Linked DNA regions of Homo sapiens: region 2 is linked to region 1. The links are chromatin loops, found by intact Hi-C in ENCODE. Cell type or tissue: PC-9. All regions are shown on one strand. Links, peaks and the distances in the headings refer to the core of each region. The heading gives the core; the rest is flanking DNA.

Region 1 (8,453 bases), core at 1,589-6,588:
ACTAGGAAGCCAATGAATATCTAAGAGAGCAGTTTCAGCACAGTGATGGGTGTTGGATCAGATTAGAGGGGGTTAAGGATAAGCAGTGGTGAGAAATAAGTATGGATCCTCCCTTCTTCTTGAGACTGTGTTCTTTTGACTTCCATGACACTGTGGTACCCTGGTGCTATCTTTCTAGCCAGTCCTTCTTTGTCTCCTTGGATTCCTCTTCCTCTCCTCTTGAGGCAACTAATTTCACAAGGTTATATCGTTGATTCTCTTCTTTTCATCCATTCACCAAATATTTATTGGTATCTACTATGTGCTCTAAACTATCCCAGGCACTAAGGAAAGCACACCGTGCTATGAGAACATGGGTCATGGGCCTCAACCTGGCCTGGAAGCTCAGGGTAGGTTTCCCTGAGAAAGTGATGATGTGGGCCTCCCCCTGGGACTAACTGAGAGTAGTCTTTCCAGTTCCAGAGTGGCATGATCATCACAAAATTGCTTGGTTATTTCCATGAAAGAGGTCTCTGGGTTGAATCACCCCCTCTTTTTTGAGACACAGTCTCACTCTGTCACCCAGGTGGAGTGCAATGGTGCGATCTTGGCTCACTGCAACCTCTACCTCCCAGGTTCAAGCGATTCTCCTGCCTCAGCCTCCTATGTAGCTGGAATTATAGGCACCCACCACCAAGCCTGGCTAATTTTTGTATTTTTAGTAGAGACGGGGTTTTACCATGTTGGCCAGGCTAGTTTTGAACTCCTGACCTCAAGTGATCTGCCTGCCTTGGCCTCCCAAAGTGCTGGGATTACGGGCGTGAGCCACTGCGTCCAGCCCCTGCTCCTCAATATTAGAAAAGAAGGCAGAATAAATAATACAGAGAGAAGAGATTTCTAAAAACCATCTCTTTCATTTCGTTACTAAGGAAAATTCTTATCATTGATGACAAAGAAACAAACAGCTTAGGTATGAATTTAAAGAATTAGACCAAAACCAGAGCTTATCCTTTGGGAATGAATTGCAAGATGACAGAGATATTAAATGGTTCACTTGATAAATACAATTAATTCAAGATGGAGAAAATCTAAGGCACATATAATTTCTTTGAATTATCTTCTTTCCTTGACTCATATATACACATGACCAAATGTTAAAAACATTAAAAACACATATTTGCTGAAACTGTAAAGAATTAAAGACTTTCTGTAAAACATCTCAATCTGGTATGAGATTGGCAGACAGATGAATTATATCTGTATTTTAAGCTGCTTGCTTCTGAAACTCTGCCGATATTTTTTGGCTCAGCCCTCAATGTTTTAATTAAAGATTGATTAATATTAAGAGATGTCTTTCCTAAAGATGCTGACTTAGTAGTTGCCATTGTACGGTAACAGAGGAAGATAACATGGTCTATGATAAAAGCTAATTAGGCCAAAATCCCTGAGATCATTAGAGCTGATCTAATGGGCAACTGAGTGGCTGGGGAAGTCACTGAGCTGGTAATGTCTTCTGGTTAATTCTGGTTAATGATTTGAAAATAATATGAATTTGTAGAGCATACAAGCCAAGGCCAAAATGGTCTCAGAAAAACCTGCTGGTTGTAGGATTCTGATAGAAATGCATAAATGAATTAATGAATAAATAAATATGTATGTATATGTATGTGTACATAAAATATATTTTAAGCTGTGTTGAATCATGACCTAAACTTGCCTATTATTCCCACTCTAGGGCTAGAAATAAGCCCTATTGTTCCCACAAAAACTGCTCAGGAAGGCTCTCTATCCATCCACTTGTTTCATTGTTATCAAACTAATTTTACTTTATCCTCATAATTTCCATTTTTCCAATTTTCAAGAAGAAAATAATCTGGTGCTGGGCCTTAGATCAAGTCTTCTGGAGAATGATGATCCCTAGGCACAAAGAGGGGTAACTGTTCTTATTAAAAAGATTTCACAGGCTTGATACAATGGCTCATGTTTATAACCCCAGCATTTTGGGAGGCTGAGGTGGGCGGATCACTTGAGCTCAGGAGTTCAAGACTAGCCTGGGCAACGTGGTAAAACCCCATCTCTACAAAAGATACAAAAATTAGCTGGGTGTGGTGGTGCATGCCTGTAATCCCAGCTACTTGTAGGGGCTGAGGCAGGAGGATCGCTTGAGCCTAGGAGGTTGAGGCTGCAGTGAGCCATGATCATGCCACTGCACTTCAGGCTTGATTGACAAAGTGAGACCCTGTCTCAAAAACAAACAAACAAACAAACAAAAAATGAAAAAAAAAAAGATTTCACAATATTCTAATTTATATGTCTAGATAAGCTTCTTTTTAAAAAAAAGCATATTATCATCTAGTGAGCTGAGCACCAAATATAAGCCTAATACTTTTAGATATATCACTTCATTTAATTTTCATAAAAATCCTAAAGGTATGATTTACCAATATTTGTATTTTACAGTTAAAGTAAGTAAGATTCAGAGAGGTTAAGTAATTTCCCTGAAGGTCACTCAGCTAGTAAATGATAGAGCCAGGATTCAAACCTGGATACTTCTGACTAGAACTTGTATTCAGTTTTTTTCACTACACCAAACTGTCAACTAATTGAGTAAGTAGCAATGACTCTGTGCATAAGAAGTAGCACATTTCTTTCTTAGTTTTGCCCTCTTATACTGAAAAAAGATTGTGTTCCCTTAACATATACTAACTAGCAGAGAAGGAAGGAAGCCCAGAAGAAAGATGGAGAACTGAGGAAATCAGGCTAAGATTAGAATTTCTTCAGGACACACAAGGATATATACCTCAAGTCTTGCAGAGTAGATAGCATTTTGAATCCTAGAGCTCACATGGCTTATGAGAAATAAAGAATGTTCATCCAGTCAGTCAAATATTGTCTCATCTCCAACTGTGTATATACCAATATGCTAACTACATTAAGGGACACAAAAGTGAATTAACTGAGGGGATAGGACAAATGGATATAATCAGAAAATGTCAAAATTAGGTGGTATGTGATAAAAGCCAAGTGAGTTATACATTGTAAATGATTAAGAGATCAGGAGTAGTGAGCTGGGGAGATCAAAAGCCTTTATAAGGCCGGGCATGGTGGCTCACGCCTATAATCCCAGCACTTTGGGAGGCCGAGGTGGGTGGATCACCTGAGGTCAGGAGTTCGAGACCAGCCTGGCCAACGTGGCGAAACCCTGTCTCTACTAAAAATACAAAAAAATTAGCCAGGCAAGATGGTGCGTGCCTGTAATCCCAGATACTTGGGAGGCTGAGGCAAGAGAATCGCTTGAACCTGGGAGTCAGAAATTGCAGTGAGCCGAGATCGCACCACTGCACTCCAGCCTGGGTGACAGAGCCAGAATCCATCTCAAAAAAAAAAAAAAAAAAAAAGCTTTATAAAGAAGTGGACTTGAGCTATGACTTCAGAAATCAAATACCTAAAATGTATAAGGAGTGTCTGGGGTAACTGGATGTAGTGTATGGTCTATATAGGAAATAACACTGGAAAGATAGTGGGGATCAAATACATCCAAGACTGGAGACACAGAAATAGGCTAGTTCTGAAGGATACAACCATTTATCAGATCAGATGGCCTTCGAATTGCTTTGGGGGAAGGATAAGCACTTACAGAAAGAACTGTGAATACAGACAGAAGGTCAGGAAATCATTTTGGAGATGAAAATTTTAGAGGGCTATAGCATAATTTATGTCTGTTTTTTTCCCATAGGAACCATGTATGTATATGCTAGCTATCCAATCACACCAGCTCTCTGCATTCTTAACAGAGGGTCCTTTGTTCCAAACAGTAAGGCTCAAAAGAAACATAGTCTGATAAAATCACACTGAGATCAGTACTCCCAGCTGGTGCAAGGGCTGATGCCATTCCATAACACACCCTACAGGAAGCAGCCTGAGATACACAGCTGATTGATTTCCACAGCAGGAGCCTTGTGGCAGTGTGGGGTGGGGACTGGTCAGGCATAGAGAAAATTCTTCAGTCGCTGACTCAGATTAGTTCCCCAAGATCCTGACTCTATCTGTGTAAGTCACTCCCGGAAGCAACACTATTTCTTAACTAATTTTCTTAAAAGGAGAGGAAAACCACAGAAGCACCCCCAGCGAGTGGAACTATTTAATCAGTTAACTCTTACTTGTCATGGGATCTGAAGATGGCAAAAATCAAATTCCCTAGCTTTCTAGAAGTAAGCTGAATAATTCTTTCATTGTAAGGGGCCGTCATCCTGTGTATTGTAGGTTGTTTCGCAGCACTTACTAGATGCCAGTAGCAGCTTTTCCAGTCATAACAATAAAAAATGTCTCTGGGCCAGGCACTGTGGCTCATTCCTGTAATACCAGCACTCTGAGAGGCTGAGGTAGGCAGATCATTTGAGCTCAGGAGTTCAAGGCCGGCCTTGGCAACATGGTGAAACTCTATCTCTACAAAAAATACAAAAATTAGCCAGGAATGGCAGCATGCACCTGTAATTCCAGCTACTTGTGGGGCTGAGGCAGGAGGATCACTTGAGACTGGGAGGTCGAGGCTGCAGTGAGCCATGATTGTGCCACTGCACTCTAGCCTGGGTGATGGGAGTGAAACTGTTTAAAAAAAAAAAAAAAAAAAGGAGTGGCGGGGAGTGGGAGTCTCTGCAAAGCTATGCTTGGTTGACAACCACTGGTGTAGCATAAACTTTGGTGCCAAACAGACCTTCCCAATCCCAACTCTAATATTTACTTGCTATGTGGCTCGAACAAGTTATTTTAACCTCTTCAAGTCTTAAGTTTTCTTATCTGCAAAATAGGATTTTAAATGTCTGATTTAGAGTTTTTTTCAGAGATCATTTAGACTCAGATCTTTCTTACTGCATTTACCACTACATCAGTACCACTGTAATTCTCTGTATCTGTTTCCCTTACTATAGATGGTCTCTGACTTAACAATGGTTCAACTGAAGATTTTTCAACTTTATGATGGTGAAAGTGATATGCATTCAGTAGAAACCATACTTCAAGTACCCAATCATTCAGTTTCTCTATTTCAGTACAATATTCAATAAATTACATGAGCGAGTCAGCACTTTATTATAAAATAGGCTTTCTGATAGATGATTTTGCCTAACTGTAGGCTAATGTAAGTGTCTGAGTATGTTTAAGGTAGGCTAAGCTGAGCTATGATGGTCAGTAGCTACTTTTTTTTTTTTTTGGAACGAAGTTTCGCTCGTTGCCCAGGCTGGAGCGCAATGGCATGATCTCAGCTCACTGCAACCTCTGCCTCCCGGGTTCAAGCAATTCTCCTGCCTCAGCCTCCTGAGTAGCTGGGATTACAGGCGCTCGCCACCACGCCCGGCTAATTTTTGTATATTTAGTAGAGACCGGGTTTCACCATGTTGACCAGGCTGGTCTTGAACTTCTGACCTCAGGTGATCCACCCACCTCGGCCTCCCAAAGTGCTGAGATGACAGGCATGAGCCACCATACCCGGCTGTCAGTAGGTACATTAAATGCATTTCTGACTTACAATAGTTTCGAGTTATGATGGGTTTTTCCAGACATAATTTCACTGTAAGTCAAGGCACATCTGTACACTGTTAACTAGAGACTATCTGAGACTCCAGTACCCACCACAAGGACTAGCACAGAGCAACTGCCCAGTAAGGATGGGTTAAAAGGAATATGGAATCACTTCCTTTTAACCTCCATCCATGAACCATCACCATGTGTAGCAAAGATCCATATTTCAAATGACATGACTGGTGGTAGAAAAATAGTTTATGACGTCCTAGAGAGTAAGTGTATTCCATTAACCTTCTATAGTCAATAAGAGAGACTCGTAGTTGAAAAGCACTTAGTGGTGGCAAAGTAGGGAGGGTGCACATTCTACCCATAGCTGGGTTTTTCCAACTGGGACAGCTGAGACTTGTGAAGAATCCATTCAGCAGGAGACAGCCCTTTACAGTGATGGTTTGGTGCAGTGACCTGACACAACTCCCTGTGGAAGTCATTTTATTCCTAGTAAACCAGCAACTCTAACAATAAACGGCCCTTCAAAGAAACTCATCGTACTTCCTAGAAGCTCATAGCTTATTAGCGAGCTTGAAAGTGCCCAGGATATTTTTCTGAAGCTCCAGAACCAGCCTAAGGCTGAGACCATTTACCATTCATTTCTAGGCACAGTGAGGATCAGTCCTTTTCTGCAAGTCTGTGCTTATCTTAACCATGTTTACTAATCAACTACTAAACGATCAATACATACAAGTTCTGCACAGGATACATTCTAGTTTTTCTGGAAATATATTTCTTCCTTCTTATACAAATGATAAATCTTAGTTGTGAATGCTACATACTGATACTGTATGTGAAGAATTTTAGTAAACTCAAATCCAACTGCTCAGTCCTTTTCTTTGGTTACAGATATATTTGTTTGTTGCTTTTTTTTTTTTTTTTGAGATGGAGTCTCGCTCTGTCACCCAGGTTGGAGTGCAGTGGCGCGATGTCGGCTCACTGCAACCTCCACCTCCTGGGTTCAAGCGATTCTCCTGCCTCAGCCTCCTGTGTAGCTGGGACTACAGGCGCATGCCACCATGCCCGGCTAAGATGGGGTTTCACCATGTTGGCCAGAATGGTCTCGATCTCCTGACAGCGTGATCCACCTGCCTCAGCCTCCCAAAATGCTGGGATTACAGGCATGAGCCACTGCGCCTAGCCTGTTTGTTGCTTTAAAATCTCACCTTGCTATCAAATTTCCAGACAGATTTTTGTAAAATCTATCAATCCTTTCTTGATGATTTTACTACCTTCCATTCAATTTTACTACCTTCACTGGGGCATGAGGCTCCTTTAAGATGATGCAGTGGCTGCAAGCCTGGGATTTTGCTTGTGACACTGATATTTAAAATACAACTGGCAATATTTTAAAAGGGAGCTGGAAAAGGTTCAACATGAAGCAAACTTAAAGGCCTTAAAGGCTCCTTCACCTTCTCCACATCCAGTTGCTATGGTGGGGGTGGAGAGGATTATTACAGAGCATTGGAATTCTTTGTGGGGTGGGGAGGTGGGGGTGGTCACATAAGGGTTATAAATATCAGCAGCCAAACTCTTGGTTGGCTGTGGAGAACAACTGAGAGACTGTAGTCTCCCCTTAAAGGCACAGAACAAGGAAGCTCCCTGAAGTATGTCCACAAAGGAAGTTCCTCTTCTCTTTGGCAATGCATCATCAACCAAACACCTGCATCAACAACTGACAACTGTACGTAAATTCCAGCCAGGGAAAGTGACCAGGAGGTGTTAAGCCAGACACAGATTAAGGCCAGCAAAAATAAAGAATCCAGAGCCTGGCTTAAAGGAAAGCTGACTTAGAAGTGGTTGTTGCCACTACACACAGTCATAATCAGATTATCAGAAGGCTGCTTGTTACATAAATATTTAACTAGTAACCTATTCCACCTGAATTCTAAGTTTCCCATGTATAGGTGGCAATTTCTTCCAGGGCTATAGTTCTCAACAGAGGGTAATTCTGCCTTCCAGGGAGACATTTTTAGTTGTACAACTGGGAAGTTACTAGGTCAGAAATGCTGCTAAACAGCCTACAATGCACAGGACAGCTTCTCACAACAAAGAATTATCCAGTCCAAAATGTTGATAGTGGCAGGCAGAGGTGGTGGCGTGAGTGGCTGCCCCTTTCCTCCCCACCCACCCCCAAAAAATGTCAATAGTGCCGAAATTGAGAAATCCATTTTAGGATACTGTCTTTATTTCCTTGGACCCTAGTTCCTATTTGGAGTAGCTTTGTTTAAGGAAGAAAGGAAAAAACCAAGACAGGCCAAGGAAGGGTCAGCACAAGGTGGGGGTTGGCAGGGATAGAGGATACCCACTCATCTTGGTAAAGCTGGGGAAACCTAAACCTCCAGGTGACAGACAGGTCATACCAAGTGTGATTTCCTGTCTCTCCAAGGGCAGGTAGATAACGCTAACCTCATTTGCTCTATCCTCCAGTGACTCACTCTCAGGCAGGTGTACTAACTGCCAAAAACGTACATGAGCTGATACTGTCCTTGTAATCATTTGAAAGGAAGGAGTAAACTGGCAGTCTTTCAACTCCATGCTGGGCCCTGTCTTCCAGGGCTTTTCTTTTTCTTTTTTTGGAGACGGAGTCTCTTTCTGACACCCAGGCTGGAGTGCAGTGGTGCGATCTCGGCTCACTGCAACTTCTGCCTCCCAGGTCCAAGCCATTCTCCTGCCTCAGCCTCCCCAAACAGCTGAGACTACAGGCATGTGCCACCATGCCCAGCTAATTTTTGTATTTTTAGTAGATACAGGGTTTCACCATCTTGGCCAGGCTCGTCTCGAACTCCTGACCTCAGGTGATCCACCCACCTCAGCCTTCCAAAGTACTGGGATTACAGGCGTGAGCCACCGCCCCCAGCCTCTTCCAGGGCTTTTCTCATGTGCACATGAAGATGCCTAAGCTT
Region 2 (5,283 bases), core at 222-5,221, 440 kb after region 1:
CGGCCCCGCAAAGTGCTGGGATCACAGGTGTGCGCCACCATGCCTGGCCTGCTCCTCATTTTTCACTCTAGCAAAGAAAGAGGTTGGGCAAGGAGCCAACTGTTTTGGTTGCATATCCTCTAAAACAATTCTGAAAAATTGTGTACTCCCTTGCATATTTTTAAGTTGACATTTAAATTTTTCAACCTTAAGATTAAATATTACAAAGAATAGAATTTCCAGCATATTGTAAACATCAACATTTTAAAATAAGTAAGTATTACATAACTCTTTTGAATTCATTAAATGGAATCTAAACAGTATAAGGTGGTCTAGAATGAGCGCTCTGACCAACAAGGACACCATATCAGAAAGTGCTTGAGAGGCTGGGTGTGGTGGCTCACGCCTGCAATCCCAGCACTTTGGGAGACCAAGGTGGGTGGGTCGCTTGGGCCCAGGAGTTCAAGACCAGCCTGGGCAACATGGCTCCACCCGAGAACCCAGGAGGCAGAGGTTGCAGTGAGTCGTGATTGCGACACTGCACTCCAGCCTGGGTGACAGAGTGAGACCTCATTTCAAAAAACAAAAGGAAGTGCTTGACCAAACTAAACATACCCTTTTTTTAACGTATTTGACTGTCAATGAAATAGCAGTAGAGACACAGAAAGAAAAGGTAGTAAGCAGAAGCCATGAGATAGTTGCATCTAGACAAAAGAAGAGATCAAGAGGAATTTAGAAGGAAAATAGAGAGAGAAGCTACAAGTAGATGCAAGAGGTAAAAGTAGGGGCAAGGACAGAGATGAACTATGTCAGGACACTGAAGCAGTGGTTTTGGCAGGGAGTAATGGATAAGCACCTATGGGTTGGGGTGGGGAATGATGATGGCAATTGCTATTCAGACACTAGAGCTGTTACTGTATCCTGATTGGCAAGGATCCACCATTGAGTTCCACACAACTTAGTTGTTCAGCCAGAGATGGTAGTCACGTTGCGTCTTCCTCAATGCCTCTGTGGTCACATTGCCTCTTCCTCCTCTGTCTGTATCAAATCTCCCTCTGCCTCCCTCATAAAGATACTGTGATTGTATTTAAGACTCACTCGGATAATTCAGGATAAACACTCCATCTCAAGATCCTTAATTAAATTACATCTTTTGCCACAGAAGTTAATATTCTTATACTAACTGGTGTGCTACAATAAAGTTCTAGCAGTAACCACTTGAAGTTAGCATAGAACCCACAAATTACAGGTCATGGTCCCCAGTAAGACTGCCCTCATTTCGGATGCCAGCCACACATTAGGCATCCCTAGGCCACCCACATTTCTGACCAACTGGCTACAAATCTGGGGGTTCCCATATCCACTCAGGTTTGATAATTCACTAGAATGACTCACAGAACTCAGGAAAGTGATATACTTACAATCACAGTTTTATTATAAAGAATACAAGTCAGGACCAGCCAAATGAGGAGACAGGGTAAGGTCTGGGAGAGTCTCAAGAGCAGAACTTTGAGAATTGCCTTCTCCCTGTGGAATCAGGGCATATCAGCCTGGTGACACATTGATCTGTTTACCAGCCAGGAAATTCCACCAAACCTTATTGTCCAAAGCTTTTTTTTTTTTTTTTTTTTTGAGACAGAGTCTTGCTCTGTCACCAGGCTGGAGTGCAGTGGCGCAATCTTGGCTCACTGCAACCTCCACCTCCTGGGTTCAAGCGATTCCCCTGCCTCAGCCTCCTGAGTAGCTGGGACTACAGGCGCTTGCCACCACGCCCGGCTAATTTTTTTTTTTTTGTATTTTAGTAGAGATGGGGTTTTACCATGTTGGCCAAGATGGTCTCAATCTCCTGACCTTGTGATCCACCCCCTCGGCCTCCCAAAGTGCTGGAGTTACAGGCGTGAGCCACCATGCCTGGCCTGTCCAGCGTTTTTATTGGGACTTCATTATGGAAGCATGATTGATTGAATCATTGGCCATTGGCTGGGTATCAGTCACTGGTTGAACTCAATGTACTATACCCCCTTCCTTCCCCAGAAGTCAGTGGTGTGAAGTGGCATCTCATTGTGGTTTTGATTTGCATTTCTCTAATAACCAATGATGAATAATGTTGAACATCTTTTTATGTGCTTATTGGCCATTGGCATATTTTCTTTGTACAAATATCTGTTCAAATTCTTTGCCTTTTTTTTTTTTTTTTTTTTTGAGACAGAGTCTTGCTTTGTTGCCCAGGCTGGAGTGCAATGGTGCAATCTCGGCTCACTGCAACCTCTGCCTCCTGGGTTCAAGCGATTCTCCCACCTCAGCCTCCCGAATAGCTGGGATTACAGGTGCCAGGCACTAAGCCTGGCTAATTTTTGTATTTTTAGTAGAGATTTTTGTATTTCAGTAGAGGTCTTGCCATGTTGGTCAGGTTCATCTTGAACTCCTGACCTCAGGTGATCCCCCCAGCTTGGGCTCCCAAAGTGCTGGGATTACAGGTATAAGCCACCGCCTGGAACTTAGACTTCCTTTAAACTTAGTCTCTGGATGTGTTTTAAGTTTCCCAATCAGATACAGGCCTAAGGGGCTTGATCTGGAACTGAGTTAAAGTGGGGGATAAAATGAAGTTGCATGGGAGGATTCAGTAAGTCACAGCTCTGGTACCAAAAGCTCTGGCAGTGGCTTCTTGTTGCCCAGATCCTGGCTAAGTTAATGTGTTCCTGGAGCCAACAGTTGGAACAATAGCTTACTAATTTCCCAGTTTTCCGATGTGGCAGAGGCAACAGTTTTCTTGGTGAGAACTTATGCCTATCTTAAACCAACCTTCATTCAATAACCCCGACTAAGTATAGATTATTAAAATGTGTAAAACTTGTTTGCAGTAGGCTTTGTGAGATACACTGGCACTAATCCAAAGTTAATGTCCCTTACAGGGGTCGTCTTGACGGTTATGGGTGTAGGGACACGACATGTATGCTGGGTCCATAGCACTCTAACCCTCTTTCTTTCTTTCTTTCTTTTTTTTTTTTTTTGAGATGGAGTCTCGCTCTGTCACCCAGGCTGGAGTGCGGTGTGGCGCGATCTCGGCTCACTGCAAGCTCCGCCTCCCGGGTTCACGCCATTCTCCTGCCTCAGCCTCCGGAGTAGCTGGGACTTCAGGAGCCCGCCACCACGCCTGGCTAATTTTTTTGTATTTTCAGTAGAGACGGGGTTTCACTGTGTTAGCCAGGATGGTCTCGATCTCCTGACCTCGTGATCCACCCGCCTCGGCCTCCCAAAGTGTTGGGATTACAGGCGTGAGCCACGGCGCCCGGCCACCCTCTTTCGTTCATTTAGGGAATTTCATCAGGCGATGAGTCAGAGATACAGGGCTTACCATCCCCTACAGAAGCTGAAAGTACTAGGTACACTTTTTCCACCTGTCTTGCAGCTAGAGCACTGGCATGTGGACTGGGCTCTGCCAGTCAGCCACATCTGCCTCAAAGCTTGCTGGAAAAGTTGGCTTCAGGAGGATCGCTTCCTGGAAAAGCAGTGACTGTGGGGTAGTGATCAGTCCAGTATCTGATGGTCACGGTATCATTGGCACAAGCGGCATATCTGGAGCTCTTCAATCATGGCAGTGGTGTCTTGTCATCAGACCAGTTCTGCAATGTGGTTTTGGCTCTTTCTCATTATGTAGCTCAGAATGTGGTTCTTCAGCCCACCCATTTATTTTATAAGCTACATAATATCCTTTTTTTGTTGTTTTTTTTGAGATAGGGTCTTGCTCTGATGTTAGGATTATACTGCATACAACTTCAAGCACATTCACATCGAAAATTACCTCTAGTTACTGCATCCAGCTCTGAGTACAGAATCTCTAGGGGATGTCCAATATTTCCAATCAGCTCCAGATCTTAAAACCCATGGCTAAAATGATATATTTACTAGCAACATACTCTTAGTCCATTTTGTGTTGCTATAACAGAACACCACTGACTGGGTAGTTTCAAAGAAAAGAAATGTATTTTTCACAGTTCTGGAGGCAGATAAGTCCAATATCAAGGTGCTGGTGTGTGTTGAAGGCCTTCTTGCTGAGTCATTCATGGTGGAATGTGGAAGGGCAAGAGAGTCTGGGACAATAAGAAAATTGAACTCAAAACCTCAAGTCTTTTCATGACCCCAGTCCGTGAGCTACCGCTGAGGACTCAGCAACTTTCCCTTTGAGCCCCCTTGCTTCCTCATGCTCCATACCCCACCTTTGCCCACTTCCCCCCACTTCTTCCACTGCTACCTCTGTAGGCAGTTTCTGCTGAGGAAAAGGAATTGTATAGTATGTTTGCTATTCTGAACTTCTACTCTTTTGACCTCTTTGCTGGATGCAACTAAGGGCGATAACCTGCTTCCTGCTGACACTGAGGATTATATCCATATAAGAATTTAATAAAGAAATGGCAGGAAGACCATTACTACTGTCCAAGGAATTGCTGATGACTACCATAAAAAGAAACTATGACAGGCACAGTGGCTCATGCCTGTAATCCCAGCACTTTGGGAGGCCTAGGTGGGCAGATCACATGAGGTCAGGAGTTCAAGACCAGCCTGGCCAACATGCTGAAACCCCATCTTTACTAAAAATACAAAAACTGGCTGGTTGTGGTGGTTCATGCCTGTAGTCCTAGCTACTTGGGAGGCTGAGGCAGGAGAATCGCTTGAACCTGGGAGACGGAAGTTGCAGTGAGCTGAGATATCATGTCACTGCACTCCAGCCTGGGTGACAGAGCGAGACTCTGTCTCAAAAAAAAAAAAAAAAAAAAAAGAAACTAGTGAAGGCATTCAAGAAGAAATTTGCCTGGTACTGCAATAGAGCATCCAGAATATGGAGAACTAATTAAGCTACAGACTGACCCGTGCAAGAACCTATGCCAGTTCCTTGCAGAGATCGCACTGGCCAAGGACAATCAGCTGAAGGTTCATGGGTTCTAAGTGTCTGTGGCTCACTGAAGCTTAAGTGAGGATTTTCTTGCAATGAGTAGAATTTCCCTTCTGTCTTTGTCACAGGTTTAAAAACCTCACAATGTGTATGAAGTAACTATTTGGGGTCTGCTCTTAGCTTGGACTAGTGTAACTCCTTCATGTAATAAACTGAAAAGAGCCACACAGACAAAAAAAAAGTCCCTTCATAACTGGCATTAATCCATTCATGAGGGTGGAGCGTTCATGACATAAACATCTTCTATTAGGTCCCATTTTCCAAAACTATTGCACTAGAGATTAAGTTTTCTTTTCTTTCTTTTTTTTTTTTTTTCTGAGACGGAGTCTCACTCTGTCGCCCAGGCTGGAGTG

Evidence for each region. A loop is a pair of places that touch in the nucleus more often than their neighbours do. Peaks named below come from ENCODE experiments on the same cell type or tissue, not always from the same donor. Only the 100,000 strongest peaks of a DNase experiment are listed, where the experiment ranks them.
Region 2: it touches region 1 in a loop (3-fold over the local background); 1 of 110 quality-filtered maps calls a loop at or near these places.

Annotation. Positions count from the first base shown.
Region 1 is chr1:39,394,296-39,402,748 of GRCh38, reverse strand. The region is part of intron 58 of MACF1 (microtubule actin crosslinking factor 1); the gene reads right to left. Among named protein-coding and RNA genes, the nearest start is that of BMP8A, 93 kb to the left of the region's middle. In PC-9, for the core only: no CTCF peak of the experiment used is centred there; a DNase peak (open chromatin) is centred at 3,968; H3K4me3 peaks cover 469 bases; H3K27ac peaks cover 3,986 bases.
Region 2 is chr1:38,957,915-38,963,197 of GRCh38, reverse strand. It overlaps the pseudogene EIF1P2. Among named protein-coding and RNA genes, the nearest start is that of RHBDL2, 19 kb to the right of the region's middle. In PC-9, for the core only: CTCF peaks have their summits at 3,078 and 3,278; DNase peaks (open chromatin) are centred at 917, 1,537, 3,347, 4,057 and 1 weaker place; H3K4me3 peaks cover 1,185 bases; H3K27ac peaks cover 4,684 bases.